Linked DNA regions of Homo sapiens: region 2 is linked to region 1. The links are chromatin loops, found by intact Hi-C in ENCODE. Cell type or tissue: adrenal gland. All regions are shown on one strand. Each heading gives the region's core, and the rest is flanking DNA. Links, peaks and the distances in the headings are about the cores only. Region 1 has its middle 51 kb from the start of MIR4729. Region 2 holds the start of YPEL2 (yippee like 2).

The links. A loop is a pair of places that touch in the nucleus more often than their neighbours do. Peaks named below come from ENCODE experiments on the same cell type or tissue, not always from the same donor. Only the 100,000 strongest peaks of a DNase experiment are listed, where the experiment ranks them.
Region 2: a loop joins it to region 1, with 3.0 times the contacts of the local background. A loop is called at or near these places in 35 of 110 quality-filtered maps.

The regions. Positions count from the first base shown.
Region 1 is chr17:59,409,242-59,425,420 of GRCh38, reverse strand. No RefSeq gene overlaps it. Among named protein-coding and RNA genes, the nearest start is that of MIR4729, 51 kb to the right of the region's middle. RefSeq lists a silencer at 9,027-9,076. In adrenal gland, for the core only: no CTCF peak of the experiment used is centred there; no DNase peak of the experiment used is centred there.
Region 2 is chr17:59,328,063-59,344,241 of GRCh38, reverse strand. YPEL2 (yippee like 2) reads right to left here and starts at 12,587. Exons shown (of 5, transcript NM_001005404.4): 1 at 12,418-12,587. RefSeq lists an enhancer at 11,530-12,091 and a silencer at 12,302-12,821. In adrenal gland, for the core only: no CTCF peak of the experiment used is centred there; a DNase peak (open chromatin) is centred at 9,805; H3K4me3 peaks cover 756 bases; H3K27ac peaks cover 385 bases.

The DNA.
Region 1 (16,179 bases), core at 6,931-9,430:
GAACTGCAAGCTGGGTAAAAATAGCGCTAGCAGCTTGGTCCAGCTTCAAACCCCACTGCAGAGAGATTATTTTTGGAAGAGAAGATTTTCCTCCCCACCCACAGATCTGAAAATGGTCACCTCCCCGGAAGAAAGGGGGAGAGATGATCCCACGCAAAGGTGAAACCTACCCCCTTCCCACTTTCCCTGCCCAGGACAGCACATCAAGAGACAGACAAGAAATGCCCTCCCCTGACAGCAGGTCAGGCCCAGCACAGCCCTGCAGCTGACCTAGTTCAAGGTACAGTGAGAATTAATTAACTTTGACTAAGTGAGAGGAGGCAGCTTTCTGAACCTGGATGCTGCACCATCCTGTTGCTTGTTATGGCTAAAGGCAGAAAAAATAATTGATCAAAAGAGTACGCAAGACCCCAAAACAATAGCTCAGAGCCTGAGGGTCAGGAAATTACTCTCCAGCCCTCCCACTCCGGATAGGCCGTGATACGGCTGTACAATGATGAACAAATTCCCAAAAGCTTGGTCTGGTCCTGCTTCTGTGTTGAGAACCCCTGGCAGCTGGGGGCTGAAAATTCTTCCCTCAGCTACTTGCTAGAGCTCAGGACCCGGTGTCTGGAGTTCCAGAACCTCCTTCAGGTTCAGGAAGTGATCCACATGACAATCAGTGGAAGAAAAGTCATTCCTTAATAGCATGCCCTTTATTCTGTAAAAAGATATTTTATAGGTACATCTAAGTATGTGGATTATGCTATCTTAGAACTCTAAAAAGATATACACATGTGGATAGTTCTTATCAGGTAAAACTATATTAAGACTATGTGAAAAACAGCAGAGAAAAATACCAGATCCATGGTGTCATGAAATTGTTCTATAATCTGAAAGCACCCAGGCTGCCCAGAGCTGAAACCAAGAGGTGCTTAATAAGTATTTTTAGGGAGGAAGAGAAAACACCTCCCACATCCTACCTCCATCCAAACCTCCTTCTACGGAGATCCAGGAACCAAAATGAATCTTCCAGTTTGAGAAGACATACCTCGGCATCCCCACCCACCTGATAGAAAGGCGAGAGAATGACATAGCGCTCCCCCAACCTCTCAGCACCCCCTACCCAACACACCAGATCTTCACTACCCTGGCCTCAGTGTGAGCTTTGGGGTAGCAACAAAGTCGGGGACACCTGGGTCTAGGTAGAAGTGGCACAGATGGGCATGTGCCAGGGGCACAAGGGCAGCTCATGCCTGGCTTCTCCTCCGGCGGCAGACAGACTGAGGTTTTAGTCTCGTCATTGTCACCTGCTAGCTGTATGACCAACTCACTTCACCTTTTTGAAATCTGTTTTCCTCGCTAAGAGGGCTGATACCACCCACCTGCTGGGGTTGGTGAGAACGAGCTGAAGCAGCACGTGTGAAGGCTGTTTGGTGGCTGCTGCAGAGTGAGGGCTATTGTGCATCCAGGGGCAGTCCTGTTTCTCCGGGGCATATCCTGGGCCAGATTCGGGGATCTGTCTTACTTCCAGCTACCTGACGATGGGGAGTCTACCAGACGGCTAAAGTCTGAACTCTCTGAGAAATGCATGGCATTGACAGAAATTGCTAAAAATGTCCTTTCTCCACAGTGTGAGGCCCTCCTGCACCCTGCCCTTCATTTACCGTGGCCCTTCACCTGAAATGAAAATGGTCACCTCCAAGGAGCCAGAAACAGAATCTCCCTAATTGGGTGTCTCTGCCAATGGGGGTTGTCCGGCCAGCTAAGGGCTGGCTCAGCACAGGCTTCTCAGCTGAGGGAGGTCACGGAAATGGAGTCCCAGTGCCCCTTTCCAAGTCTCATCTACTCATGACATCGGGAGGGAAGAGTTGCTGCTCTGCTGAGTCATAGCTATTTAAGCTATCAGTACTCCGGGCTCGGAGACTCCCCAAGGACCTGGGAAAGACAGCTCAATATCCCTTTGATCAGGACTGCTTCGGGTTTCTATTTCCAAAGTTGAGAAATCCAGATAATGCTGACTCCTGCCCAGGAACGAAGTGAGCTCAGGTCTCTCTCACTGACCTCCTGCTGAGAATTGTAGGCCAAGGTGGCCGGGCTCTCCCTTCCAGCCTAAGTCAGCTTCCTTCTGAGTCAGCATTCTTCACCTCCCTATTAATAGCCACTGCTTTGGCTGACTCCATGCACAGTATGATTACAGTTTAATAATACGTCTCAAACCAGGAAGCAGTCACCTTCCTGGAGCTGGGCTGTGGAGGGCCCCCAGAGCAGAGGCTCCATCCCAGAAAGCAGAGGCCAGAACAGCTGCAGAGAGGCTGGGGAGACAACGTAATTGGCCTGCAAGACAAGTCACTGCTTTGGGGGTTCTGTCTCACTGAGCTTCCTTTTGTTTAGGGCAGGAGACATGGACACAGGCTAACTTTCATTTTATTCTCACAGATATTCTTGGGCAGGACTGAAAAAGTGTGGCTATCTTATCCAATTATGCAGACCCCTCAGCTCACTGGAACGGCCAGTTCTAGGCCAACCTGGGGTTAGCCCCTTCCAGTGTCACCTTTTCCCTGTCACGACAGTAACACTGTGGCCTACTTAAAGAGGCTCAGGGCCAGGTGCAGTGGCTCACACCTGTAATCCCAGCACTTTGGGAGGCCAAGGTGGGCGGATCACGGATCACCTGAGGTCAGGAGTTCAGGACCAGCCTGGCCAACATGGTGAAACCCCATCATTACAAAAATACAAAAATTAGCTGGGCATGATGGCGGGTGCCTGTAATCCCAGCTACTCGGGAGGCTGAGGTGGGAGAATCACTTGAACCCAGGAGGCAGAGGTTGCAATGAGCCAAGATCGAGCCACTGCACTCCAGCCTGGGCAATACAGTGAGACTCTGTCTCAAAAAAAAAAAAAAGGATCAGATTGTCCAGATGGGATGGGATGCTGAGACCAGATTGAACCCCAGCAAAAAATAAATAATTTTTTTTCACTTCACCCCTCTTCCCTTTCTCTGTTTCTCCCCAGGAAAGGCAAACAAGCTAAACGTGCTTTAGCATTAGATCATACTGAGAAGCAATGAAGTCAGGCCACCCGGTAATTTGTTCCAGACTTCCCATCCCTTGTGGGCCCTGAATGGGCAAAACATACAGGTTTAGGAGCCAGACATCCTGGGTTCAAATTCTCACTTAGCCTCTGAGCTGAGAGGGCTTAGTAAATTTACTCCACTTTTCTGAACCTCCATCTTCTTATGTATATAAAAGGGATAATAATATATCCTGAAATGATTTTAATGCAAATGAAATGAGACAACTTTAAAAAGTATGCCAAGTACTGTGCCTGGAGTATAGTAAGTGATCAATAAACTGTCTTAATTTCTCTTTTCAAAAAATAAAAAATGGGGAAATGTGAGGACAAGCCAAGATCATCCAAACCCCTCACACTGGTGGGAAAACATGACCAGCACCTCTCAGTGTGCAGGCCCATGATGTAAACGTCTGTGGTATGAGGGCCCATGAGAACAAACAGAACGTTGTTTCTCTCCTCTGGATTCATACCATTCAGAAATTCCAAAGAGTGGCACAATCTGGACCGTGACAGGTTCCACTGAAGCCAAAGTGAGGCGTCTCCTGGCTCCATTTATCCTCCCTGTTAACAGTTCTCAGAAGTCTCATAGTTCATAGGCTGGGCGTGGTGGGTCATGCCTGTAATCTCAGCACTTTGGGAGGCCGAGGTGGGCAGATCACCTGAGGTCAGGAGTTCAAGACCAGCTTGGCCAACGTGGCAAAACATCGTCTCTACTAAAAATACAAAAATTAGCCGGGTATGGTAGCAGGCACCTGTAGTCCCAGCTACTGGGGAGGCTGAGGCAGGAGAATCACTTGAACCCGGGAGGTGGAGGTTGCCGTGAGCCAAGATCGCACCACTGCACTCCAGCCTGGGTGACAAAAGGGGACTCTATCTCAAAAAAACAAAAAACAAAAAACAAAAAAGTCCCACAGTTCATAAACAAAGGATGGCACCATGAAAAACACAGGCAAGCCGAGGGTACAGAAGGGCTTCCATGAGGCTGGGTGTTTATCTATATTTCAAGGTCCCCCTTAAAAGAAACAGGTCAGCCAGGCCTTTGGGTGAACCCTGCTATCAGGAAGGCCAAAGGAGAAACAAAATATCATGGGTGCCCTGTTTTTCAACCTGCTGAGAAATAACCTGCCCCCAGACACCTGATTATTAGATGACAAATAATGGTCTCTTTAGCCCAGTCCCAGTTGGCGTCCCTCAGCAGCCTGCAAGTCTGGGGTGGGTGGGGGTGGGGTCGGACTTTGTTCTTGCCACAGCTCTCTTCCCTCTTGCTTGCCAAGAGCTCACATATATCTGATGGGAGCCAGCCAGCACTGCTGGCAGCACAAAGTGGGGCCAGCCCCCCCATGACCTACCCTCACCCAACATTGCCCCCAGCTGACTAGGGGCTTCTGTGGCAGAGGAGAGAGCGGGCACTGAATTGACTTGGGCTCATTGCCATAGAGGCAGCCCAGAATTCCCCTCACCTCAGTAGGCAAAAGAGTGGTCCTTGTGTCCTTTGTGTTAACTCTAACCTGGGTTCTACCTACAGGCAGATGTTGAGGGGGATGAGAACGCTGTCTTTTTTTTTTTTTTTTTTTGAGATAGGGTCTCATTCTGTCACCCAGGCTGGAGTGCAGTGGTGCAAACACAGCTCACTGCAGCCTTGACCTCCCTGGGCTCAGGTGGTCCTCCCACCTCAGCCTCCTGAGTAGCTGAGTCTACAGGAGCATATCATCATGCCTGGATAATTTTTTAAAATTTTTTGTAGAGACAGGTTTTCGCCACATTACCCAGATTGGTCTCAAACTCCTGGCCTCAAGTGATCCTCCCCTGTCAGCCTTCCAAAGTGCTGGGATCACAGGCATGAGCCACCACACCCAGCCTACACCATCACTTATTTACATGCCACAAAGACCGCCCAATTTAAGGATCAGCTACCCTAACACCATTCACTCCTGCTGCCACTCAGCAAATAGTTTTTGAACATTTACCTTGTGCCAGCACTGTTCTAGGTTCTGAATGCACATTGGTGAATAAAACAAGATTGTCTCTGCCCTAGGGGAAGAGCCAGACAAAGAACTTGAAAATTAATACATAAATAATTGCAAATTGTGAGCAATGCTATTGAGAGAAGTACTTGGGGACAGTGATAGAGAATAACGGTGGTGAGGGGAAGGTGTCTGATTTAGATGAGAAGGTGAGGGAGGACCTCTCTGAGAAGGTGACATTTAAGGACTTGGGATTTCCTCTTTCTCCTCAGCTAAAAGTTCTCTCAGTGAAAGGCTCTGAGAAGAATGAAAAGGTACTTCAGCCAGAGGTGCAGTAAAAAGCATTCTGGAGACTGGGCATGGTGGCTCACCTCTGTAATCCTAACATTTTGGGAGGCTGAGGCAGGAGCATTGCTTGAGCTCAGGAGGTCGAGGCCAGCTTGGGCAACATGGTGAAACCCCATCTCTACAAAAAATACAAAAATTAGCCTGGAGTGGTGGCACGCACCTGTGGTCCCAGCTATTCGGAGGCTGAGGAGGGAGGATCACCTGAGCGCAGGAGGTTGAGGCTGCAGTGAGCCGATATCACATCTCTGCACTCCGGCCTGAGTGACAGAGTGAGACCCTGTTCCCAAAAAAAACAGCATTCTGGAAGGAGAGCAAGGGCTACAGAACCCTCGTTCCAAGTTTCCTGCTGTGGATGCATTTACCCTTTCTGCCCCATGCTCAGCATCCATCTTTCCTCCTTCCCAGGGCCTTTCTAGCACCTTGTCCTGTCCCCTAGCATGTTCTCTTCTCTGTGAGGACATTGCTCTTCCTTGCATGACATCTGACATGGACATACTGTCTTTGAAAACACTTTTTTTTTAAGACAGAGTCTCACTTTGTCACCAGGCAGGAGTGCAGTAGGGTAAACTCTGCTCACTGCAACCTCTGCCTCTTGGGTTCAAGCAATTCTCCTGCCTCAGCCTCCCAAGTAGCTGGGATTATAGGTGTCCGCCACCATGCCTGGCTAATTTTTGTATTTTTAGTAGAGACGGGGTTTCACCATGTTGGCCAGTATGGTCTCAATCTCCTGACCTTGTGATCCACCCGCCTTGGCCTCCCAAAGTGCTGGGATTACAGGTGTGAGCCACTGTGCCCAGCCTGAAAACACTTTTCTCTAGAGACCCTACAATCCTGGCCTTGAATCTCTGCAAGTCAAATAGTTCTGATCTGTAGGAGATAAAACTTGCCATTCCTCCTGGGCCAGCAGGCTGATTACAGAATCTGCTTTCTATAACTCTTTATCTCAGGACTGTTTTCCCAAATTAGCATTAGCTAGGTGGCTATCAGGCCATCTGCCCCGAGTTAAGGAGTTGGCCCCGAGATTGTTGTGAAAGCAGCCCAGACATTGCAGCCAAACAGACCTGGGATGAATCCTAGCTCCTTCTTTATCAGCTTTGTGACCTTAGGCAAGTCACAGGGCTTCTCTGGGCCTCAGGTTCCTTACATGCAAGATTAGGAGGAGGATAACATCTACTCCCGCAGAGTTGGCACAGCAATTAGCTAGGAGGCATGCAAGATGGATGGAAGTCATATGTACTCCACGAATGGGAGTCTTTGTTATGACATCAACTATAAAACAATCTGAGTAGAATTTTGGCAGTGCCTTTTATGAAGGTGACTGATTGCTCCATTAAGAATGGTGGCCAGGTTTCCATTTCAGCAACCATTTGGCCACAGGAGCTTTTTATTTTTTATTTTTTAATTTTTTTGAGACGGAGTCTCACTCTGTCGCCCAGGCTGGAGTGCAGTGGTGCGATCTCGGCTCACTGCAGCCTCCGCCTCCTGGGTTCAAGCAATTCTGCTGCCTCAGCCTCCCGAGTAGCTGGGACTATAGGCGTACGCCACCACGCCTGGCTAATTTTGTATTTTTAGTAGAGATGGGGGTTTCACCAAGTTGGCCAGGCTGGTCACGAACTCCTGACCTCAAGGGATCCGCTCACTTTGGCCTCCCAAAGTGCTGGGATTACAGGCGTGAGCCACCGTGCCCAGCTGACAGGAGCACTTTAATCTGGGGATTGCTACGAACCAGGTGAAAGGAGAACACTTTGGGACCTGGGAAAAGGCATGGCTCCCAGAATCCCAGATTGCTAAGAATTCTGAGAAAAGTCTAGTCCAAGTTTTTACTATCAGGCAGGATTGAATTTAAATCTCAGATATGGGTAAGCATATTTCCAGAACTTAAAATGAAATAAAAAGTAAATCTCAGACAGATGGAAATATTTCCAATACACAGTTGAACAGCCATCTCAAATGCTGCCATGGCTGTACTGCGTGATAATATGCTTTATTGTAATTACTTCACTCAGTCATTTAATTATCAATTCAAAAACATATTTATGGCCAGGCGCGGTGGCTCACTCCTGTAATCCTAGCACTTTGGGAGGCCGAGGTGGGCAGATCACCTGAGGTCGGGAATTCAAGACCAGCCTGACCAACCTGGAGAAACCCCATCTCTACTAAAAATACAAAATTAGCTGGGCGTGCTGGCACATGCCTGTAATCCCAGCTACTCGGGAGGCTGAGGCAGGAGAATCACTTGAACCTGGGAGGTGGAGGTTGCAGTGAGCCGAGATCTTGCCATTGCACTCCTGCCTGGGCAACAAGAGCAAAACTCCATCTCAAAACAAACGAACAAACAAAACGAAAAACAAAAAAACGTATTTATGGAGCACCTACTATGTACCACGTACTATTCAAGGCATGTGGGATATACAGGCAACGAGACAAGGTCTTATTCCTTGTGGAAACCACTTACACGTAGAGATAAAGTAAGAAAAAAAAGAGACGAAGAGAAAGAAAAAGGAAAGGGCTGGGTGCAGTGGCTCATTCCTGTAATCCCAGAACTTTCGAAGGCCGAGGTGGGCAGATCACTTAAGTGTAGACACTCGAGACCAGGCTGGGCAACATAGATGAGAACCTGTCTCTATAAGAAATACAAAAATTAGCCGAGTGAGGTGGTGCACACCTGTAGTCCCAGGTACTAGGGAGGCTGAGATGGGAGGATCACCTGAGCCCAGGAGGTTGAGGCTGCAGTGAGCCAGGATTGTACCACGGCACTCTAGCCTGGGTAAAAGAGTGAGACCCTGTCTGAAAAAAAAAAAAAAAAAGGAAGAAAGGAAGGAAATGGTGATAAGTGATATGAAGAAAATAAAACAAGGTAATAGATAAAGAGTGACTGGAGGAGGAAGGGGTGAGGTGGGGCTAGAAAGGGCCAACATTTGAGCAGAGACCTGGTGGGTAAGAAAGAGCCAGGTATGAGAGAACCCAAGGAAAAACCATCCTAAGCGAGGAGTGCCGAGATCAGCTCGGTCAGGGAGACCCTAACCCAGCTGCGCTAGAGGAATTAAAGACACACACACAGAAATATAGAGGTGTGAAGTGGGAAATCAGCGGTCTCACAGCCTTCAGAGCTGAGAGCCCCAACAGAGATTTACCCACGTATTCATTAACAGCAAGCCAGTCATTAGCATTGTTTCTATAGATATTCGATTAACTAAAAGTATCCCTTATGGGAAACGAAGGGATGGGCCAGAATAAAGGAATAGGTTGGGCTAGTTACCTGCAGCAGGAGCATGTCCTTAAGGCACAGATCGCTCATGCTATTGCTTGTGGCTTAAGAATGCCTTTAAGCGGTTTTCCGCCCTGGGCAGGCCCGATGTTCCTTGCCCTCATTCCGGTAAACCCACAACCTTCCAGCGTGGGCATTGTGGCCATCATGAACATGTCACAGTGCTGCAGAGATTCTGTTTATGGGCAATTTGGGGGCCAGTTTATGGCCAGATTTTGGGGGGCTTGTTCCCAACAAGGAGACCTCAGTACAAAGTCCCTGAGCAGAAACAAGCTTGATGTGTTCAAGGCACAGAAAGAATGTCCAGGTGCTTGTGGTCACGAGGCTGCGAGTGACAGACAGAATATGTAGGACCTTGAAGATTCTGAGTTTCATTCTGATTGCAGAGGAGCAGCAAGGTCTGCTTTATACCTTGAAAAGCTCACTGTGGCTATTCTTGGAAATGTACTATAAGGGGCATAAGTGGAAGTGAAGAGACCAGATAAGGAGGTTATTGCCGGAGTTCAGGCAAGACATGGTGGCTTGAATCAGATTGTAGCATTGGAGATGATGAAAACCCGTCAGATTTGAGACCTCTTTTGGGGGCAGAGCTAACAGGACTTGCCTAGGGGTTAGATATGGGTGAGGCGTATTGACAGAGAGGAATCAAAGCTGACTCCTGGATTTTGAACCTAGTAAACTGGGAGGATGGTGATGCTTAAATTAGATGGGATTGTTGGGAGAGATTACTTATTCCATGTCTTCCTCCTCCTCTAGAGAAGCTGGAGCTATTCAGAAGCATCATTCGTTACTTCCATAGCTAAAAAGTACAACAAATCTTAGTCGTGGCCCATGAGGATCAGCTCACAATGTTCTTAGTACTGCAGCCTTCTCCAGGAGTCTGCCCTCAACCTAGTGCACATCCACGCGATGACCCAGGCCAGGAACTTGGGACCCAGGCTACAGCCCTCCCTTCCTCTCACTAAAGGATAAAAACAGAAAAGTAGCTGAGCACTTCCGGTGTCAGACACTGTGCTAAGCACACGGATCTCATTTGATTTTTGCCACAACCCTGTGCTGTAGGTGCCATTATTATCACCATTTTACTAATGGAGAGACTTAAAGTTAAGCAACATGATCAAGTTCGCTGCTAGGAAGTGTTGGGTGGAGCCATAGCCTGTGAGGTAACCAAGCTACTACCTCGTGGTGAAACAGCCCTTGACTCCCATGGCTCTGCCTTCCTTATCTGTTTCTTCCTCTCTGTCCCCAGGGGCACTGCCCTTGGTTAGGCATTTCACTTTTTCTCACCTGCATTATTGCTACATCCTCCTCAATCACCTCTCGCCTCCATCCAGCCTCTGTGCCTCTCTGTAGTCCTTCCTTCCATAACTGTCCAAGTGGAAATGTGATGTGTATCTGACAACGTCATGCTTCCGCTCGAAAATCCTTTCCCCCCACCCCGTAAGTAAGGAAACAAGCTTGAAATTCTTTAATGACTTCTTGATGCCTATGAGTTAAAACCTAAACACCTTACAAGGCCCTTCAAGACCTGGCGCCAACCTCCCTGTGTGGCCTGATCCTCTCTTCTGCTGTTTCCCTTGAACTCTGTGTTCCAGGCATACCAGATGCACTTGAAGTCTCAGGTCTGAGGACTGGGCCAGATGTCCCCTCTGCCCACAATGCCTCTTCCTTTTCTCTTCTGTGCAACCCCTGTGCATATGCACACACACGTGTTACACACACATACACACACACACAGCATATCCATTTGGTGATTCCCACAAATTCTTTGAGACTCAGCTCTGAAGATGCCCCCTGGGAAGCTCTTCCTCACACTCATAATCAGATATAGGCACCTATTCCTCTGACACCACCCCTTCAGCCCTCTGATGAAGCAAATTATTTTTTATTGTAATTTTCTCTTTACAAACTGTCCGTCTTAGAGAATATAAGGTCTGTGAGGGCAGGAACCATAGTTATGTTGTGACTGTTGTATCCTCAGCATCTGTACATGTTCATAAATATTTGGCTTTTTGTTATTTATTTTTTTCTTTTTTTGACACAGGGTTTTGCCCTTGGTGCCCAGGCTGGAGTGCAGTGGCGTGATCTCAGCTCACCGCAACCTCCGCCTCCCGGGTTCAAACGATTCTCCTGCCTCAGCCTCCCAAGTAGGTGGGATTACAGGTGCCCGCCACCACGCCCGGCTAATTTTTGTATTTTTAGTAAAGACAGGGTTTTGTCATGTTGTGCAGGCTGGTCTCGAACTCCTGATCTCAGATGATCCACCCGCCTCAGCCTCCCAAAGTGCTGGGATTACAAACGTGAGCCACTGTGCCCAGCCTAATATTTGTTAAATGAATAAATAAATGGCTTCTTAAAATGAATTGATCTTCGAAGTAGATTCTGAAATCTTGGAAACACTTTGTCCTCACATTTTCCCTTTGTTGGACTTATTTCCCTGGGGATTTTTGCTATAGTGGGGCTTGGGTTGGAGGCTGAATATCTGGTGGTTAAAATATAGACTCCAGGCTGGCCATGGTGGTTCACATCTGTAATCCCAGTGCTTTAAGAAGCTGAAGCAGGAGGATTTCTTGAGCCCAGGAGTTCAAGGCTGCAGTGAGCTATGATTGCACCACTGCAATCCAGCCTGGGCAACAGAGCAAGACCCTATCTCTTGAAAAAAAAAAAAGAAAAAAAAGAAGTCACCATCTCAGCCTCTGTTTTATTTATTGTAAAACTGAGTTAATAATAGGACCTACCTTAGAGGGTTAATGTGAAGGCTAATGAAAAAGTACATGTAGGCTGGGTGCAGTGGCTCATTCTCTAAGAGTGCCTGTAATCTTAGCACTTTGGGAGGCTGAGGCGGGCAGATTGCCTGAGCTCAGGAGTTGGAGACCAGTCTGGGCAACGTGGTGAAAACCAGTCTCTACAAAAATACAAAAACTAGCCAGGCATGGTGGCGTGTGCCTGTAGTCCCAGCTACTTGGGAGGCTGAGGCATAAGAATTGCTTGAATCTGGGAGGCAGAGGTTGCAGTGAGCCAGAATCACACCACTGCACTCCAGCCTAGGTGACAGAGCAAAACTCTGTCTCCAAAAAAACCAAAAAGTACATATGGAACATTTGGTGTCTGGCACAGAGTGAGTGCTCAATACAAATGAGCTATTATTAGCAGCTATTTTCCTGACAGCTTCACTTGACCCCATTGTGTCACCATCACTTTTTGAACCAAATGTCTGGAGTCTGGTTCTCAAACATGGGCACTCGATTTCAGCAGGCTTTACATTTGCCATCGTACTGGGTCACACTGTATACTAGGCCTTGGGGGAAATGGATCCAGATGGTGTCTGAAACTAGGGAGTAGCCTTTTGCTTGTAAGTCATTATTTATTGCCTAGAAACGAAAAGTAAGCATTACCCACCAGTCAGCAGATTACCTGAATTCTTCAAAAGTCCCACCAGTCTATTCCCTGCTGCCCCTCGCTCTTTCTCAAATTTGGTCAAACAGAGGTGACTGGTGATTGTTGCAGCAATTTCCCCTTGGAGGAAAGGAAGTGGGACGCACAGACCCTCAGAGTAAGCTGCCGGATGTTTTGCTCCTTCCGTTGGCTACACAGGGTGTGTAAGAAAGCAACTCTGGGTAGACGGAGACCCCATTGTGACAGTCCCATACACAGCTGGAAGAAATGCCTTTCTTTCAATACTCAGGCAGAAGGAGGAGGTTGTAGTCTCCATTCAGGCTTGAGTTTTCTAGATGCTGGTTCAGCAGCCTCTTTGAGAGGTCATAATAGTCTCACTGGAGCCTTGAACTAAATAGCCCAGATTATAAATTGGGAGATTGGCCAGACATGGTGGCTCACATCTGTAATCCCAGCACTTTGGGAGGCCAAGATAGGTGGATGGCTTGAGCTCAAAAGTTCAAGTCCAGCCTGGGTAACATGGCGAAACCGCGTCTCTACCAAAAATACAGAAAATTAGCCAGGTGTGGTGGTGCACATCTGTGGTTTCAGCTACTCAGGAGGCTGAGGTGGAAGAATTGCTTAAGCCAGGGAGGCGGAGGCTGCAATGAGCCAAAATCGTGCCACTGCATTCCAGTCTGGGTGACAGAGTGAGACCCCATCTCAAAACAGACAGATAAATAAACAGCAAATTTGTATGCTAATGAAGTGAGGAGTGACATGATTTAAAGTAACAAAATGACTCCTCAAAAGGATTAAATGACTCTTCATGTCAAATGACTTTTTTTTTTTTTGAGATGGAGTTTTGCTCTTGTTGCTCAGGCTGGAGTGCAATGGCAAGATCTCGGCTCACCGAAACCTCCACCTCCCAGGTTCACGCAATTCTCCTGCCTCAGCCTCCAGAGTAGCTGGGATTACAGGCATGTGCCACCACGCCCGGCTAATTTTGACTCCCAACCTGAGGTGATCCACCCACCTTGGTCTCCAAAAGTGCTGGGATTACAGGCGTGAGCCACCGCACCCAGCCTTTTTTTTTTTTTTTTGAGATGGAGTCTCACTCTGTTGCCCAGGTTGGAGTGCAGTGGCATGATCTCGGCTCACTGCAGCCTCTGTCCCCCAGGTTCAAGCAATTCTCCTGCCTCAGCCTCCCATGTAGCTGGGATTACAGGTGCACACCGCCATGCCCAGCTAATTTTTGTATTTTTAGTAGAGATGGGGTTTCACCATGTTGGCCAAGATGGTCTTGATCTCCCAACTTCATGATCCACCTGCCTCAGCCTCCCAAAGTGCTGGGATTACAGGCGTGAGCCACCGTGCCCAGCCATCAAAGGACGTTTTAGAGCCATTAAGAAATAACATAATTTTGGGTCAGGGGTGAGGTCTTCTTTTAAATATGCAATCGTTTTGTGTTTTGTTTTGTTTTTTTTTTGAGGCAAAGGCTTACTCTGTTGCCCAGGCTGGAGTGCAGTGGTGCAATCTCGGCTCACTGCAACCTCAGCCTCCCAGGTTCAGGCAATTCTCATGCCTCAGCTTCCTTCATAGCTGGGAATACAGGCATACATCATCATGCCTGGCTAATTTTTGTATTTTTAGTAGAGACGAGGTTTCACCATGTTGGCCAGGCTGGTCTGGAACCCCTGGCCTCATGTGATCCACCTACCTGGCCTCTCAAAGTGCTGGGATTACAGGCGTGAGCCACCACACCTGGCCTAGTTTCTTATAAATTTAAACCTCCGCCTTACCATATGACCCAGCAACTCCACTCCTAGAAATTTACCCAAGAGAAATGAAAATGGAGGCACAATATCCATAAAAATCTGTACACAAATGTTTATAGCAGGTTTTTCAGAATAGCCAGAAACTGGAAACAAAACAAATGTCCCTCAACTGGTGAACATATGATGGCATATCCGTACAATGGAATACTATTCAGCAATGAAAGGAACAACCTATTGATCCACGACCATAATGAACCACGACATTATGGTTGAATCTCTAAAGCATTATGCTAAGTGAAAGAAGCCAGACTCAAAACGCTTTGTATGGCATTCTGAAAAAGGCAAACTATAGGAACAGAAAACAGGATTGTCAGGGGCTGGGGCTGGAGGAGAGAGGTGATTACAAAGGGGACATGTGGAATTTTTTGAGGTGATGAAAATATTCTGTATCTTGACTGTGGTGCATGACAGGTATACATGACTGTGTACATTTGTCAGAACTTGTAAAACTGTACACCTTTATAATTATGTATTTATTTAGAGACTGGGTCTCACTCCATCACCCAGGCTGGAGTGCAGTGGTACACAGCCTGGAACTCCTGGACTCAAGTGATCCTCCAGCCTCAGCCTCCCCAGTAGCTAGGACTACACGTGTGAGCTACCACACCCAGCTGATTTTTAAAATTATTTTTGTAGAGACAGGGTCTTGTTACGTTGCCCAAGCTGGTCTCAAACTCCCGGCCCCAGCAATCCTTTCACCTTGGCCTCCCAAAGTGCTGGAATTACAGGTGTGACCCACGGCACCCACCTTTTTTTCAAAGGTGAATTTTACTGTTTGTAAATTATATCTGATTTGAAAAAAATATGTGTATCTATCTCTCTGGCTCTTGAGTTTCATAATCCTAGGCCATCAAGGGTAAGAAAAAAAAAAAGAAAAAAAAAGAAGATTCTCAGTAAGGGCAAAGTATTTGGGAGAAAACACCATAAAAGAAAGCCATATTTTCCCACCTCCATCTCTCACTTGAAAGGAAAGGAAAGAGATTCCCTAGAGCAAAGAACAAGGAATAAGAGAGATTAGTGGGGCCTGGAGATGAAGAGGCTGGTCCTAAAGGGACCCCGCTGAAAGTTTTGCAGTCCATGCTCACTGACTGTGCAGCCTCTGACTTCGTGGGCTCATACATTGCTTGCATCCAGGCTCTACTTGTGAGAACTTCCTTTGGGCAACAGAGAGCACACCGCCCTCTGACCAGCCCCCTGAAGGGATTCCTGTTTGTGCTCCCAAGACTTTGCTCAGCATCCTCTCCAACATAGCCCATGTGGAGAAATCTGCCGCTTTGCTACTCCATGAGTAACTGCTAATCACCCCATTCTTCCCACCACTTGTACTTAAGTTGGACTGAATGGAACCATTTGAGGACCTTCCTTGCCCCCCCAACACTGGTTGTAGAAAACATCTGTCTACATGCTTTACTTAGGTTTCCCGTCCTCTAAGCTTCTCTCTCATTTACCTTAGAGTTTCCAGTGGAATAAGGTAAAAGCTAAAGTAATCTTTCCTTTCTCCCGCATATGTTCAATAAATATCATGAGTTTCCTTTTGGGTTAGAGTTGAAAGGAAGAATTCTTTGAGCATCTGTATATCCACTTGATTATTCCTTCAGCAACCCTTCATTGAACCTTTAGTCTGGGTAGCTGTAAAGAAAGAGTCTGGGCTGGGCACAGTGGCTCACGCCTGTAATCCCACTGGGAGGCTGAGGTGGGAGGATCACTTGAGCCCAGGAGGTCAAGGCCACAGTGAGCTGTGAACATGCCACTGCATTCCAGGCTGGGCAACAGAACAAGACGCTGTCTCTAAAAAGAAAAGAGTCTGGGTCCCTGCCCTCAAAGAAGGGCTAGGGAGGGACACAGATAATACAACTCGATAAGGACCATACCAGAGGCCTGGGCCAAGTGCTGCAGGGACCCAGTGGAAGAGGGGCCATGGTGGCAAGGCCCATGGGAAGCCTTTCTAGAACTTTACTTTCTAGTCCAACCAGTAACTGCTGTGGCAACACAGATCTTTCCTTCACTGGGCAACTACCCACTCCCCTTTTTGCATAAGCATTCCCAGGGGGACTGAGAAAACTCCCTAAGGGCAGAGACCTTGTCTGTTTATCCCTAGCATAAAGCCTAGCTCATAAATATTTGTTGAAAGAATGTGTGAGTGATTGTCTTTGGGGATATTTAGCATTTGCCAAATTCCCTGGAAAGAAATATAAAATAAAACATGTTTAGAAAGAACATGCTGGGAGCTAAATGATGAGAACTTAGAACACAAAGAAGGAAACAGACACTGGGGTATACTTGAGGGTGGAGGATGGGAGCGGGGAGCGGAGCAGAAAAGACAACTATTGGG
Region 2 (16,179 bases), core at 8,517-11,016, 83 kb after region 1:
GTGCCTTCTACTCCTGAACCCTTGACCCCTTTATAAAGGATGTCTCCATGCTGGGCACAGTGGCTCATGCCTGTAATCCCAGCACTTTGGGAGGCTGAGGTGGAAGGATCATTTGAGCCCAGGAGTTCCAGACCAGCCTGGGCAATGTAGTGAGACTCCTGTCACCTTCATTCCAATTCTGTTCCTGCTTCCAGTTGCCCAAGCAGGAAACCCCCTTTATGCTCTCCCTTCTATGTCATACTTCATTTGTCCCCTAGACAGTTGGTTCTGCTTCCTAGATGCACCCTCCCATTGCCACCCTCAGTCACCAGCAGCAGCACTGTGAACCCCATCTTCTCTCATCCTGGACTACTGCGACAGCTTCCCATAGGTCTCCCTGACTCAGCTCTTACCTCTCCAGCCCATTCTAGAATTCTGTTTATAAAACACAACCTGATCACACACTTTCACATTTCAAAACCTCCAGTGGTTTCCTAGTAGCTTACAAGATGTGGTCCAACCCTTCAGGTGGCACCAAGAGCCTGGGTCCAACTCTCCTTATATTGTCATCACCTCCCCACCCTACTCCAAACCTGTTTCCTACAGATCAAACTCAGTCATTATCCTGTGCTCCTTACATTATTCCAGCTCCTATAATGCCTTACCCTACCCTTCTCTGCCTACCTTATTCGTTAAGGGATGAGTAAATGCCTGCTCATCCCTTAATACTCAGCTCCAGTAGGACCCTAACAGAGCTGGTGGTCCCTTCTCCCAGCACACAAAAAACTTAATTTTTCTCTGGAATGGCATTTTATCACACTGTTCATGAGTCTCTATCCCCATAAGACTGGGAACTTCTTGCAGTCAAAGGTCCGGCCTTCCAGATCCCCCCAACCCCACCCCCAGTAGTGTCTACAGGACTCACAGCTCCAGCATACTGGAAATCCTTGATAAATGTTAACTGAGTAAAATGAATGGCCATCAGTGAAACCACACTGCCATGTAAAGCTGGTATTTTTTAAATCACCTTACTCAGTTTGCCACTCTCCAGTACATTTAAAATATCCAATCTGGGCATTACATGGGACTTACACACCATTAATGCTCTACAAAGTTAAAAAGCCAGTAAACTCTTGTGATGCCAACTCATTTGGGCCAGCAGATAGAGTATGAAACTCAGTAGGGCCATGAAATTACCCAGATGAGCCACACCACACAAGCCTCTGATGCTTTTACCTGGCTGCTGTCTGACAGCAGAAACGTTTCCTGCTCTGCCCTTCACACAGTCTGTGTATGCTCCCTTGGGTTAGCTTCCCAAGTGACCCTCCCAGGCGGGCAGGGACTTCCAGACCCCTAGTGAAAAGCTTAGAGTTCCAACCTAGGAGTCTTCTTCCAAGGTGGTCCCCACAAAACCCCCAGGACAGTCTGAACTGCTACCCCAGGCAAGAATGAGTCACAAAAAAATGAAGTGTCAGACTTGATTCAAACCAAGAAGGCAAGGGATCCCTCAACCCTGCCTTGACTATGCAGACGAGAGAGCCAAATGTGCCCTTTTCCTCCAGCCCCAAGAGACTGCCGCCCTTCAACACCAGTCCTTCCTTTTGTATTTGATCATGCTCAGAGATGATAATCCTGGTTAAAACAAAACAAATAGATTTTTCCCATGATCTGTGACCCAGAGAAAAATCTGGTCCATCTTTCTGTCCCCAGACAGGGCTATACTTAAAGTATAATGAAAAACAGCCATTTACAAGATCTAGGAAGAAAAGAAGGTCTTGGAAAATAGGGTAAGAGATACGGCCTATCTTCAGAAGTTACTGCACCAGGGAACCCTCCCCCTGGCCTCGTCCAGCCCCAACTAAGTCAGGCTCCCCTATGCCACACATATAGCACTATCCACAGCTGTACTTTTACTGAGGTGATTATTTGATTGTCATCTGTGTTTCCCACATTCAAATATCTGCTGAATACATGAATGTGTTGTAGACTTTGGGCACTGTGTGACCTTGATTTCTCTTTAAACTGCTGGTCCCCCAGGGCACAGCTGGGGCCCCAATTAGCTACAAACCACCCATCCTAAATCTGCCAATACAATTCTGTTGTTCAGCTGTCAGCATGCCTTTGGCTTTCTGACTTTAATCTCCCAATTCAAATAAATCCAAAACTCTAGACTCTGACATCTGTGGCTGGGCTCCCCGCCTTTCCGCAATTGGAATTTGGAAATTGAACTTTTTAAAAACTGAAGAGCAAAAAAGGGAAGAGGCACTTTCAAAAGGTTGCTTATATGTCTAAAGACCCAGCCATCGCCAGCCCAAAGTTGGAAGTTATTTTGTTCTGGGAATTATTAAACTGTCATCCAGTGGTGCCATTTACTGAGGGAGAGGAAAGGCGGTGGGGTGGGAAAGGGAGGAGACTCACTCTACAGCACATTTCTGGGTTTCTTCTCTGAATGGGAATAGCAGATAGATTTTAACAAGAATCGAAGTCCCTGTTCTCCTTCAATCCTCCTTCTTAAAAGTGCTTCCACCACGTGCCTCTGATCCTTTGAGGTCCAGCAAATGCACGCAGCCTGTTTACCTTTTTAATATAACTTTTTTTTTTCCTGAGACGTTGTTTCGCACTTGTTGCCCACGCTGGAGTGCAATGGCACAATCTGGCTCACTGCAACCTGCGCCTCCCAGGTTCAAGCAATTCTCCTGCCTCCGCCTCCCAAGTAGCTGGGATTATAGGCACCCGCCACCACACCCGGCTAATTTTTGTATTTTTAGTAGGGACGGGTTTTGCCATGTTGTCCAGACTGGTCTGGAACTCCTGACCTCAGGAGATGCTGGGATTACAGGCATGAGTCACCGCGCCTGGCCTTTTTTTTTTGAGACGGAGTCTCGCTCTGTAGCCCAGGCTGGAGTGCAGTGGTGCGATCTCCGCTCATTGCAAGCTCCGCCTCCCGGGTTCAAGCGATTCTCCTGCCTCAGCCTCCCGAGTAGCTGGGACTACAGGCACCAGCCACCACGCCTGGCTAATTTTTTGTATTTTTAGTAGAGATGGGATTTCACCTTGTTAGTCAGGATGGTCTCCGCCCACCTCGGCCTCCCAAAGTGCTGGGATTACAGGGGTTTCGCCATGTTGGCCAGGCTGGTCTGGAACACCTGACCTCAGGCTATCTGCCCGCCTCAGCATCTCAAAGTACTGGGATTACAGGCATGAGCCACCGCGCCCGGCCACCTTAATTTTTTAAAGTTCCGCAAAACAGCCGGGTGCGGTGGCTCAAGCCTGTAATCCCAGCACTTTGAGATGCTGAGGCGGGCAGATAGCCTGAGGTCAGGTGTTCCAGACCAGCCTGGCCAACATGGCGAAACCCCGTCTCTACTAAAAATACAAAAATTAGCCAGGCGTGGTGGCACACGCCTGTAATCCCAGCTACTTGGGAGGGTGAGGCAGGGGAATCACTTAAACCCAGGAGGCTGAGGTTGCAGTGACCGAGATGGCGTCACTGCACTCCAGCCTGGGCAACAGAGCAAGACATCGCCATTTCAAAAAAAAAAAAGTTCGGCTGGGTGCGGTGGCTCACGCCTGTAATCCCAGCACTTTGAAAGGCCGAGGTGGGCGGATCACAAGGTCAGGAGTTCGAGATCATCCTGGCTAACACGGTGAAACCCCGTCTCTACTGAAAGTATAAAAAATTAGCCGAGCGAGGTGGCGGGTGCCTGTAGTCCCAGCTACTTGGGAGGCTGAGGCAGGAGAATGGCGTGAACCTGGAGGGCGGAGCCTGCAGTGAGCTGAGATCGCACCACTGCACTCCAGCCTGGGCGACAGAGCAAGACTCTGTCTCAAAAAAAAAAAATAAATAAAGTTCCAGCTGGGCACGGTGGCTCACGCCTGTAATCCCAGCACTTTGGGAGGCCAAGGCGGGTGGATCACCTGAGGTCAGGAGTTCGAGACCAGCCTGGCCAACGTAGTGAAACCCTGTCTCTACTAAAAATACAAAAATTAGCCGGGCGTAGTGGCAGGTGCCTGTAATCCCAGCTACTCTGGAGGCTGGGGCAGGACGATCGCTTGAACCTGGGGGGGTGGAGATTGCAGTGAGCTGAGATCACACCATTGTACTCCAGCTTGGGCAACAAGAGTGAAACTCCATCTCAAAAAAAAAAAAAAAGTTCCACAAAATTAGTTGTTTCTCAGTCAGACTTCCCACTAGATTGCAAACCATTCCTGGCCATGGTTAATCAGACATGAGACCATGTCTGGTTAATCAGCCCTCATACGCAGCCCAAAGCTTGGCAAGAGGAGCTCAGAAAGCTCAGTAAGCCTTGGTTGGAGGAAGGTAGGAAGTGGGGGCAGTTTGGGAGAGAGACCCTGGAACAACTGCAGATAAACCTCCAGGATTCTACAATTTATTAATTCCCTGTTATGCGTCTATGAGGGGTCATATCTCAATTAATCCTCACAACAACCCAGGGAGACAGGCATTATGATGATGACCCCTGCTTTCCAGACACAGAAAAAGGAACAATTTGCCCAAGATCACACAATTAGAGAGGACCAAAACCAGGATTCAAATCCCCCGTCCCTTGCAAGTAGATCCTTCCTCCCCAAACCAGCCAGAGAAGAGTCTGAGGAAGTGTATTCTCAGTCCCTGAATTCCTTCCAGAGCTTCAAGCAGAATGGGAGAGTCTAAGTCAACTCAACATAATGCAAAATGAAGACGTCAAGTTCTCTCTAAACACCCTCAGACTCTCAGCTCAATGCTTCAACATTAAATTGCCGAAATGGGAGAAAACAAATGAGGGATGGGAATAACCTGAGCCAGAAGGTGGGACAACAGATTAGGCACAAGAAAAAGGGAGTTTTCAGCTCTTGTTGTACCTCTCTGCTAATGAAGCACTTAGCTTTAAGGCTGCAGTTAAGTGTGGGGATAACTTTTCCTCAAATCCTAACAGAAAAAAAGAGCCCCGCGAGCAAAACAAACTGCAAGCCCTATTTAATTTAGGTTTATGTAATGTGCACGTTCATACCATTAACGTAACCTGTCCTGAAAGTTAATTCATTTCTCTCTTATGGTTCATTTGGCAATGGGTCAATGTAGGGAGGGACCCCCAACAGACAAAGACCGAAGTGGTAAAAGAAGAAACAAGGCGTTGGGGTGGGGGTGGGGGTGGGGGGCGCAGATATCCTGGATGACGTGTAGGGGCAACACAAAGGAAAAAGCAAAAACAGAAAGAGCAAGGGCAAGGGGGCCAAAAGCCAAGGCTGCTTGGTAGCTCCTGCCAGAGGGATCAAGCACGACCTCAGTGGTTTCCAGACCTCAGTCATGTGTGGGGTTGGCTGCTTTAGAAGAACCTGGGAAACAGTTTTTCAGGGGTTGTTACTATTTTCTTGTTTTTGTTACAAATTCCCCATCCTGAAAATTCTGATTTTGTAGGCCTTTAGCAGGACGATGAATTCTTAAGGCAGCCAGCTTCGAGAATCCCTAGAGATAGCCTCCCTCCTGGAGACGCCTATGATCTGAGGCAATTAGCCATTGTGCAGTGCTCTTCACCCTTACTGTGAAGGAAGTCACAGTCCACTCCCACGGAGTGCTCTATCTGCAGCCATGGTAGCTGAGAACTACATCCCAGTGCCCTCTTTCCCCATCTCACGTGCTTCCTGAACATTCCCCATACACTCCCTCTTATATTCACACCTCAGTGCCTCTGCACAACTGTTCCCCATGGAATGTTTCTGTATGTGTAAATCCTCTTCATTCTTCACCAATCCATCTCAAAAATAGGGATCAAAATATTCCTGATGGGCAGGATCTGTTCCGTGCCTACACTTATTTGCCTCAGGTACTCCTGAACAGAATGTCTTGAGAAAACAAAATACCAATCACTAGAAAGGTCAGTATTTCCTAGAACTAAAAATTTCGTATCAGGTAAAACAAAGCCACTTTCTCTGGTGCAACTGAACTTGGTCACCATTCACACCCAGAAGATCATGTTTGAGCCTCAGTGGCACCCATCTGCCAACTGGATGTCAAGCCTTCCTTTCCCAGTGAGAAACAGACAAAGGAACTCCAGACACTGGAGGGTAAGCTCACATGGAGCCAGCAATCCAGTTTCGAATCAAAGCCACTCAGTCTAGACACACTGCTTTTAAGACCACAGGGGAGGGCTGACTCCTCTGTAGCTCAGGAGACCCAGGTATTGCTGAGCCATCCAGGTAACAGGAATGCAGGTGGCACTGCTGCACCTCGCAAGCAGAATGCTGCTCTGTCTCGTTTCAGAGAGAAGGTAGACTCTGCCTAGAATGGAGACATGGGCTATTTAGGGTTTAGATGAGGAGCTGGTATTATTCCAGAATGCGCAGCAGTAGGAAGAGGCCTGGGTCTGGGAAACAGAAGGTATGGTTTATAGCTTCCGCTTTGCCCTAATTAGCACTATGTCTTAAAGCAAGTCCTTTTTGTCTGTTTGAACCTCAGTGTGTATATCTCCAAAATGTTAACACCTAAACAGACTTTAATGCCCAACCCAGTATATACCTAATTAATAGAAAACAAAAATTACAAGGTTAACACTAGAAAAAATTAGGATGCAGGGCCCTACATAGTCACTAAAATCAAGCCACAAATTTCACTCTGTACTTCCTGGTAGCCAAAGCAAAAAGCATTTATCATTTATAGCATTTATAGCATTTATCATGCTATAAATTTCCAATTTCCACAAAAGAAAAAGCATACCAGGTTTTCAGGAGAGGCAAAGCTTTTCAGAGACATTAGGTTCTAAAAGAATTTCTCCCGGCCGGGCGCGGTGGCTCACGCTTGTAATCCCAGCACTTTGGGAGGCCGAGGCGGGCGGATCACGAGGTCAGGAGATCGAGACCATCCTGGCTAACACGGTGAAACCCCATCTCTACTAAAAATACAAAAAAAATTAGCCGGGCGTGATGGTGGGCGCCTGTAGTCCCAGCTACTCGGGAGGCTGAGGCAGGAGAATGGCGTGAACCCGGGAGGCGGAGCTTGCAGTGAGCCGAGATTGCACCACTGCACTCCCGCCTGGGCCACAGAGCGAGACTCCGTCTCAAACAAAAAAAACAAAAAAAAAGAATTTCTCCCATGAACTTCTTAAAGGGGGCATTGAATCTGTAGCTAGTCTTCAACAATATAAACCCTTATAAGAATTACAGTAACAAGTTATATAAAGCTATTTCTGACAGTGTCCTTCCATAAAGCAAAGGGCAGACACTGAAGCCCAACTCGGTAAAAATAACAACGGAGGGGCTGACATAATGGCACATGCAGATGGCCCAGCCTAATCAAGTCTAAAACCAAGAATCGCCACAGGAGCAGATAGAAAACTCGTCCTTCCAAAAACTTCTGTAACTGTTACTTCTTCCAGGTGGGTGTTGGGCAGCAGTCAGCTTGCGAATACATGGTTTCTAAATTCCATTCCAGTTCAAATAGATGTAAGTGGCATTTTCAGTCTTTACTTACTTATATTAAGAAGTCCTCCTCTGACCCCACCACACACTGTCCACTCCCAAATCAATGGATTGAGAATGGATTCCTCTGAGCCAGAGAGAGGGGAATCCACCTATTAATGTTAGTGCTGTTATTAATAGCTAGCACTGAGTGCTTAGGTGCCAGGCTCTGTACCTGGTTTCCCCTGCAGTCTCATTTAATCCTCCCATCAGTCCCGTGTGATGCAAACTATTATTAGTACCATTTTAAAAATAAGGAACAAAGATTTAGAGAATTTTAGTAGATTGCCAAGGTCACAGAGCTAATTATCCAGGTCTTTCTGATTCCAAAGTCCAGGCTCTTAGCCCCACATATAGTGCCTCCTGGTATTAATGAAATGTGATTACTGATAGAAATGCTAACATTTGTTAGAAGAAAACAAACAGCGAGGCCTAGAATAAGGTTACTGGGGTAGGTAAGAGTTGTTTATTATTAATGACAACAAAATAACAATGGAGCTTTTGGAGGCTTTGCCAACCTATAAATGGAATAAAGGAATGAAAACTATTGTGAAAAGCAGAAATAGTGCAAGTGAAAGTAATTCTGAGAGCATACTATATTATCCCAGAAAAAGAGAATTATCTTTTCCTCTTAAAGTATATTTCCTCCTCTAGAGATTCTAAACCTTGGTTCTCTTGGTCATTCACGCATTCAACCAACAAATACTTATCCAGTGTCTACTCCACACCAAGCATTTTCAGCAGCAAGCAAGACAGAGAAGCTCTCAAGCTTCCGTGTCGGCAAACAGGTAGATAATATATTTCCAGACGGTATTAAAGTGCTTTGAAGAAAATAAAGTTAAGGGGATTAAGAGAGGCTGAGGGGCAGAGAAGGGAGGAGCTGTTCTAGATAACTGGTCCGTCAGGAAGTAGCTCTGAGAACCAAGTGAGAGTCAGCCACGCAAAAATTTGGAGAAAGAGCCAGGCACGGTGGCTTATGCCTGTAATCCCAAGACTTGTCAGAGGCTGAGGCAGGCAGATCACCTGAGGTCAGGAGTTCAAGACCAGCCTGGACAATATGGTGAAACCCCGTCTCCACTAAAAATGCAAAAATTAGCCGGGCGTGGTGGGGTGCGCCTGTAATCCCAGCTACTTGGGAGGCTGAGGCAGGAGAATCACTTGAATCAGGGAGGCAGAGGTTGCAGTGAGCAGATCACACCACTGCACTCCAGCCTGGGCAAGAGCAAGACCCTGTCTCAAACAGAAAAGAAAAATCTGGAGAAAGAATCCTGGAAAGAGTTACTACCAGTAGAAAAGCCCTATGACAAACCTAAGTATGGCATGTTTCAGAAACCTCAGAAAGGCGAGCTTTTCTCAAGCAGGAAGAAGCAGAGTGGACAGGTTGGGGATTGGTAAGAGATGAGGCAGAAGATGGGGGAGTAGGACAAGCCGTGTGGTGCCTACAAGGAAAGGAATTAGATTATATCTGAAGGGCAATGGGAAGCCATTGGCAAATTGGCGACAAGAGAATAGCAAATTCTGATTTACTTTTAAGCTCTCCAGTGCTATATCCACAGCTCCCAGGTAAACAAACTCAGGCAGTACAATACTTCACAGACTCAAGTGTATCACCTTTTGTTAAGGACAATGTCACTGAAAACTAACAACTCTAAAAAATATCTTTAGCCTGCAGGCCCTGGCTGGCTTTCCATCATTACAGGCTCAAGTTGAAAATGATGCTTCTTCCTTTTCCAAAACTTTATACCTTTTTATGCTCAGGGGAATGCAGTTGTCAGAGCACCTAGTGGTTTGCCTGACAAACCCTAAGGAAATGCCAAGGTAATTTACAATGGGAATTGATCACATCCTCCATCTGAATCTCACTTCAACATCTCTTCCTTCTGGCTTTTCCAATCCTGGGACATCTTATCCCTTGCCATCCTTTTGTTGCTTTCTTTTCTCCATATGCTCAAAACTAAACATTCTGAATGTGAGTTGCTTGGCCAAACTGAACATTATTAAAGTTAATTTTTAAAATCCCACGCTTGATGCTCCCATAAGGCACACCTTTAGCAAGAAGGGCTACAGTGGAAGTTGAATTTGGATAGAGTCCTTTTTGAAGCTAAATCGCAGCTTTCATTAATTCAAATAAATGTATCCTACCAATATGTCTGGACACAATAACTAAGAGGGAAAAATCTAACCTGTGGCTGCATCAGGCGTGTGTGTGTGTGTGTGTGTGTGTGTGTGTGTGTGTTTGTGCCTGAAGGCAGATAACAGCATCAGAAACTGGATGCCTAACAAGATTCGCCTGCACACAGGGACTGGGCCATCACAATGGGAAGTAACCAGGACTGGGGTAGCCCAGGAGGTATGGGAACTTGTGCCTCTTATTAAGACCTGATGGTAGACAAACTCCTGACTCCTCACCCCCCCCCAAATAAAAAGAGTCACCTGCCTGCCTTCCCCCGAGGCTATGCAGTCTGGAATACACGGATACTAAACAAAATCAACCTCTTCTTCAGCTGGCCAATTGTGAATCTCCCAGGCACAATGACTGTGTGGCTGCCTCAAAACCGTGAAAATCATTACGACAATGAAGAATTCACATAATCTATGAACAGCACAGCAACTCACGCAACTCATCGGCACTACTCACATCTCCAACCCCCACACACCTAGAAACATCTCCTGGTACACAACACTGTGCAGCAGCCCTCAAACAGGCTGGAGTGGAGAGGGAGGGATACCAGTCTCTTAAAGCCAACTGCTTCATGGCAGTTGAGAACAAACAATACTGTGCCCTTAGACTTTTCAAAGCCTAAGCTAGTGTGATTGGCAGCTGAGTGATTTTGGGATTGCAGAGTATGGGGTCACATACCTGACTGCACTTCAGAGCCAAGTTAATACCTTTCATTGTTCACTGCCTCCAGTTCCCACTAGATCAGGGGCTCTTATCAAGCACCTGCATCACAATCTCATAGGTCCCCTGGTAAAAATGCAGATTCCTGTGGCCCACTGAAAATAAACATCTGCGGAGTAGCCTGACAAACTATTTTTAAACACTACCCAGGTCATCTTTATACACATTTAAGTTTGAGGACCTCTGCCTTAAAGCGATGCTTCTCAAACTATGGGTCAGGACCTGCTTGGTCAGGAAATCAAATTAATGGGTCATAACCAGCAGTTGATTTTTTTAAATGAAGTAGAAAAAAAAACCTTTAAAACAGAGCACACTGCAGGGAGTAAGGGTAATTATTGTTCTCTGAAACTTATTTCAGTTACAGACCTGTATGCAGTGCAGGTCCCACTCAAAGTCTGAAAACCATGCTCCTAGAGGGAAGAAGGAAAACAGTTTTCTCGCGCATGGTGTTTATTTTCCATTTTCCACCCCTAACTCTAAGCTTCTTGATTTTGGTTCAAGCACAGAAATATCAAGACAGATCCAAGAAATGCTGTCATTGAATGCTAACCTGCGGCGGCAAAGCCCAACTGAGGAAGCGGATGAGGCTCCCACTGCACTCCTGCCTGAGATCCTATCATGGAGCTGGGGACAGGGGATGGTGCCAAGGGGGAAGTCTGCACAGCTCTCCCCAGGCTGGGCCTGTTTCTGGGGAAAAGAACTTGCAGCCACTCAAAACACAGTTTAGAAGAATGAAAATGTTCCTCACCGGAGGCAAGACTCAGCCATTCATAGGCCCTGTGGCCCCCAGAGGCAGGAAAGCACGGGGGAGCAATAACCATGTGAAATCAAGTCCCACCCCAGAGCCAGTGAGGCGGTTTACTGAACTTCTTGCATCTTTAATGCTCTGTGAGGCACAGGGAAGCTGACCGCTACCCTTCTTGCCCAATGCTTTGGAACAAGGAAGAACAAGGAAGGAAGGGCAGGGAGGAAAAGACAGCTGTCTCGTTAGCCTTCAGATTCACCAAAGGCAAGGACTCACTCAAGAGCCTCCCAAGTTGCAAGGACAGCAAATCAGCAAGGAGGCCAGAAAGCAAAAACCCCAGCAAAGCTTCGGAGCAGTTCTCTGGGGCCTTTCACAGCGGCGGGACTGGGGGGCGGGCGAGGGTGCAGCTCCGCTCCAAGCGGAGGAAAACAAGACACTCGCTCACCTGGCTTTTTAAACTCTCGCAGCTAAGACTGAAGGCAGAGGTAGCAATCTTCCGGACAAGAAGTCCAGAAGAACAGGTGTCCCCCACCCCCGCACGCCCCCAAGACCGGAGAAAAGCCCACCACTCCGGGAAAGACACCAGAGGAGGTCGGCGGCCAAGCAGGGTGAACTGGAAGTGGCGAAAGGTCGGGGCCGCCCCTAAGCGCCAGCTCCGGGGAGGCGCTCGCGGCAGAGGCTCCCGCGTTCCGTCGGGCAGGACCTCGCGCCCACCCCCTTGGCAAGGACACCGGGGAGGCGCCGAGACGCGGCCAGGGAGGAACTCGGCTGCGGTTACCTCGACCCGGGTCGGGGCAGACGACGCGCTCCGAGAAATTTCGAGGGCGCCCAGTCCCACAGTGGAAGGCCCCCAGGGCGGCGCCCCTGGACCTAAGTGTCCCCAGGACTCTCCGAGGGAAACGCGGCGTCACGAGAGGACGGAGGGCGTCCCCAGCCCCACCCGGACCCCATGGAGTCCGAACCCATGGGGACGACGCGGAGGAGGAAGCGGCGATTCCAGCTCCGCACCCCCGCCCCAAACCTGGCCCCGCAGACTCGCCCAGCCCCTGGCGCGCGTCTCCCGCCCCGGCCGGGGGTCCCGCGCCCTTGGGCTCCCTCCGCGAGCGGCCGCGGGCCCGGCAGTGTTTGTAAACAAACCGGTCACGTGGCCCGGCGGCCGCTCCCCGTCCCCGGCGCCCACGGGGACCCCACGCGGAACCGAGGGCGCCGCACCCCCAACCCCGCGCAGGCCCGGCCGGGGGAGTCCGGAGGCCGGGGCCGGGGACCCAGAGCCCGAGCTGACAGCGCGCCCCACGCCCACGCGCGCCCGGCCCGCGCCGCACTCCGGTGCACTTACCCGGCGACAGGCGGCCCTGTCCGGCCAGCGTGGGGCTTGGCTCCGCTGGGGTGCGCAGCGGCGAAGCGCGGCCCGGCTGGGGCTCGGGCTCCCGGCACGCTCTTAAAGCCACAGTCTCCGCCACCGCCGCGGCCGCCACTCCGCATCCCTCCGGGTCCGGGCCGGGGGCTACCCCGTGATGGACGCGCCCCCGCACCTATCCCCTCGGCTCAGCACATAGCAACACGCCGCGGGTTGGCCGGGCGCAGCCGCAGCCCATCCGCGCAGAGCCAATCATCAGAGGACGGAACTCCGCCCCCCGCTTCCCCGACCGCCCACTCCCCCACCCCTCGGCCCGGCCCAGCCTGGGCTAGGGGAGAGCGGCTGGTTAGGGTCCCGCCCGTCCCGGCAACTTGCCGGAGGGCAGGGACCCAGAGTGCCAAAGCTGGGTGGGCTCTCAGCGCCTAGGAGGAGGCCGTTTATTTGAGTTTGGGGTTTGTCCCCAGGGCAGGGCTGGGATTCCCAGAACCTGGGTTGTATTTTGGGGCGGGGGGATTTGCAGTGCATCTCCCTGGAGGCTCAAGATAGTCATTCCTTTCTTACGTTTTAAACCTCGCCCTAAGCCATAGCCTAAGTTACCAGAAGTGGCCCTCAGGCCCCGGGTAATTGAATTTAAAATGATAGGGGGGAGGGGGGAGGGATAGCATTAGGAGATACACCTAATGCTAAATGACGAGTTAATGGGTGCAGCACACCAACATGGCACATGTATACATATGTAACAAACCTGCACATTGTGCACATGTACCCTAAAACTTAAAGTATAATAATAATAAAATTAAAAGAAAATGATAGTGCTAGTTGCACCCAGCCCACCCATGCCTTGCTCAGAAGCCAGGCATTTCCCCTCTTCTCTCTGCCCTGCTAGTAATTTCGGCGAATTAAAAGTACGAAAGGGGCTTAGTGGAATTGAAGACCGCCCCATTGCTGCTAATTTTCCATGACTTTCAGAGGCAGATGACGGTAATTAGAGTGGGATGGTCCGAGTGACCAGAGGGGAGGAGTCCACGTTCTGGGTCACCGGGGTGGTGCTTTTCAAGGAAGAGCAGGTTAAAAAATAACCTCGTGGCAGTCAGGAAACCAGGGAGGCACCAGGTGGGTGGAGTGGGGCAGTTTCCCAGCAGGAAAACAGGACAGTTTGATAAAGAATGTTGGCACGGACAAGGTGAACAAAGCAGGTCCTGCCTTTCGCTCAAGACACTGGGGTTCCGCAGTTCCTCTGGGAACTCTTCCTCCAAGGAAACTAGTGTTTTACTGTGCAGCCATCAGGATGTGAGGTGCTGCAGGAGGTGCAGCTGACTCTCCGCCTTCCACACACTGGTTTGCACGTACACCCAGAATGCTGGCTCACCTGCATCTCCACCCAGCTGTTTTTAAAATATGCTTGGTCAACCAAATTGTATTCAGTTAATATCTATTGCATGTGAATCCAGTCACCAAGGTTAGTAAAAACAACAAAACACCCCAAATACCTCAGTATTGTGGGGCTGACATATCAGCCTCAGATTTGCAGTTTCAGTGTAAACAAAGGCTATGTCCTGGTTCACAACTGACTAGTTTGGAGAGTCTAAAACGGGGGGGGGGGGGGAATGCTTTCAGATGAGAGGAATCACAAACAAGAACTGTTTAGCATTTAATCCTTAATCTAAGATGTGATGGATTCTTTAGATTAGTAAGAGCTTGCCGTCTCGCCCTGATCTGCTTCTTGAGCAAGTTTCTTTGTCTCTCCAGGCCTAGGTTTCCACAGTTTAAAACAAGGAGGGTTGAAATAGGATGATCTCAAGTCCCTTCCAGCTCTGAAATTCTAAGTAGGGCCAGAAAGTCATGTTTGTTACAACGTTTCCGCAATATTGTGTGAGCGAATATTTGTGTTGCCACATCACCACTTCCTAACAGTAGATGCTGAATTAGTTTAACACCCTAGGATATTGGTATGTTATGTAACAAGACTGGTGGCTACTGTTTCTGTTTAAATAAAAGATAACGTTAGCTAAAGAAGACTAGCCTGATACAGTGGTTTCAGAGGGAGCTCTGAGGACCCCTTCAGGCCTGCTGTGTGTATGCAGGGGACTGGAAGAGGCCCCAGACCTTAGGGTCAGGAGACAATAAAACCAGCCAGCCGGCCAATAACAAAAAAAGTGTTAAGCCTGATCATGCCTCCTCCCAGTCAAAAAGAGCCAAGCATTTTGAGCTGGTAAAGGAGAAGGGAGAGGTGAAACAATGAAGTAAGTGAAACAAAGTAATAGATGCAACTTCTCTGAACCCAGAGGGGGCACTTGAATTGTCCCTCAATACATTTTCTCAGTGCCTACTATGAGCAGAATTCCCTGCTTGACTTGGATGATAGTATTCTGAAGAATCTACTGAGAGGAGAGACGCTGAGGCCAATGGAGAGTTGGTGAAATGAGACAGATGTTTATCCTGGAAAGCAAAAAGAGATGGAGAGAGAGAGAGAAATAAACAGATCTGTTCAGAGTCAGCCAAGGCTTAAACAAACAAACAAACAAAAACCCTTGCTGGTAAAAGTTTGAGAGATTCCTGGCCTCACAGATTATCAGCCTGCCTTTGTCAATGGAACAGTACCTCTGTCTCCTCTGTGTGAAGCCAAATTCATTCATTCCCAGAGCCTTCACGGAATTATTTTCCAGCAACCTCTCACTAATCCCATCTTCCCGCTGTTGCCATATTGGTGCTACTGCTGCTGTGAACAGAGTCACTTTTATGTGTTCACCTTACTTAACCTCTCAACCTTCACATTATTAATTTGAAATAATTAATTACATCTTCCTTCCCCTCACCCGCCATCCCCCAGTTCATCAACAGGTCCTGTCAGTTTCACTTCACAAATATGTATTTGCTGTGAACACATCTGCCTTTGCTGCTGCACCCTGGTTGGAGCCACCAACATCTCTTGCCTAGAATAAGCAGCAGCTTCCCAACTGATCTCCCTGCTTCCAGCCCATTCTCTGTGCAGCAGCCAGATGGTACTTCTAAACAAACTCCTTCTGGTGGCCCACAGGCCCTAGTAACCAGGCCTGCCAACCTCTCTGGTCTTCCACCATCTGTCCTTTGCTCAAACTGCTGCAGTCAAGCTGGCCTTTTTTCTGTTCCTCGTCCTGTTGTAGGGTGTTTGTATTTGCCATCCCCTCCACCTGGAATACCTTGCCCCCAGAAGGCTGCCTCTTCACCATTTGGTTCTGAGGTCAAATGCCAGGTGCAGTGGCTCATGCCTGTAATCCCAGCACTTTGGAAGGCCAGAGCAGGCAGATCACCTGAGGTCAGGTGTTCGAGACCAGCCAACATGGTGAAACACCGTCTCTACTAAAAATACAAAAATTAGCTGGGCATGGTGGCGGGCATCTGAAATCCCAGCTTCTAGGGAGGCTGAGGCAAGAGAATCGTTTCAACAGGAGGCGGAGGTTGCAGTGAGCCAAGATCACACCACTGCACTCCAGCCTGGGAGACAGAGCAAGACTCTGTTTAAAAAAAAAAAAAAAGCCTCCTCCAGAGAGGAGGACTACCCATTCATACATGCCATGCCCCCTTTCTATCATAACCCCAATTTATTTTCTTCATAATACATATCACTCTCTCAAATAATCTTTTTCATTTCTTTGTGCTTTTTTTTTTTTTTTGGTCCCATCCAGCTCTGAAGTGTAAACTCTGTGTAAACATCAGAGGGACCTGTCTGTCTTGCTTCCTGTTGTGTCCCCAGTGCCAAGA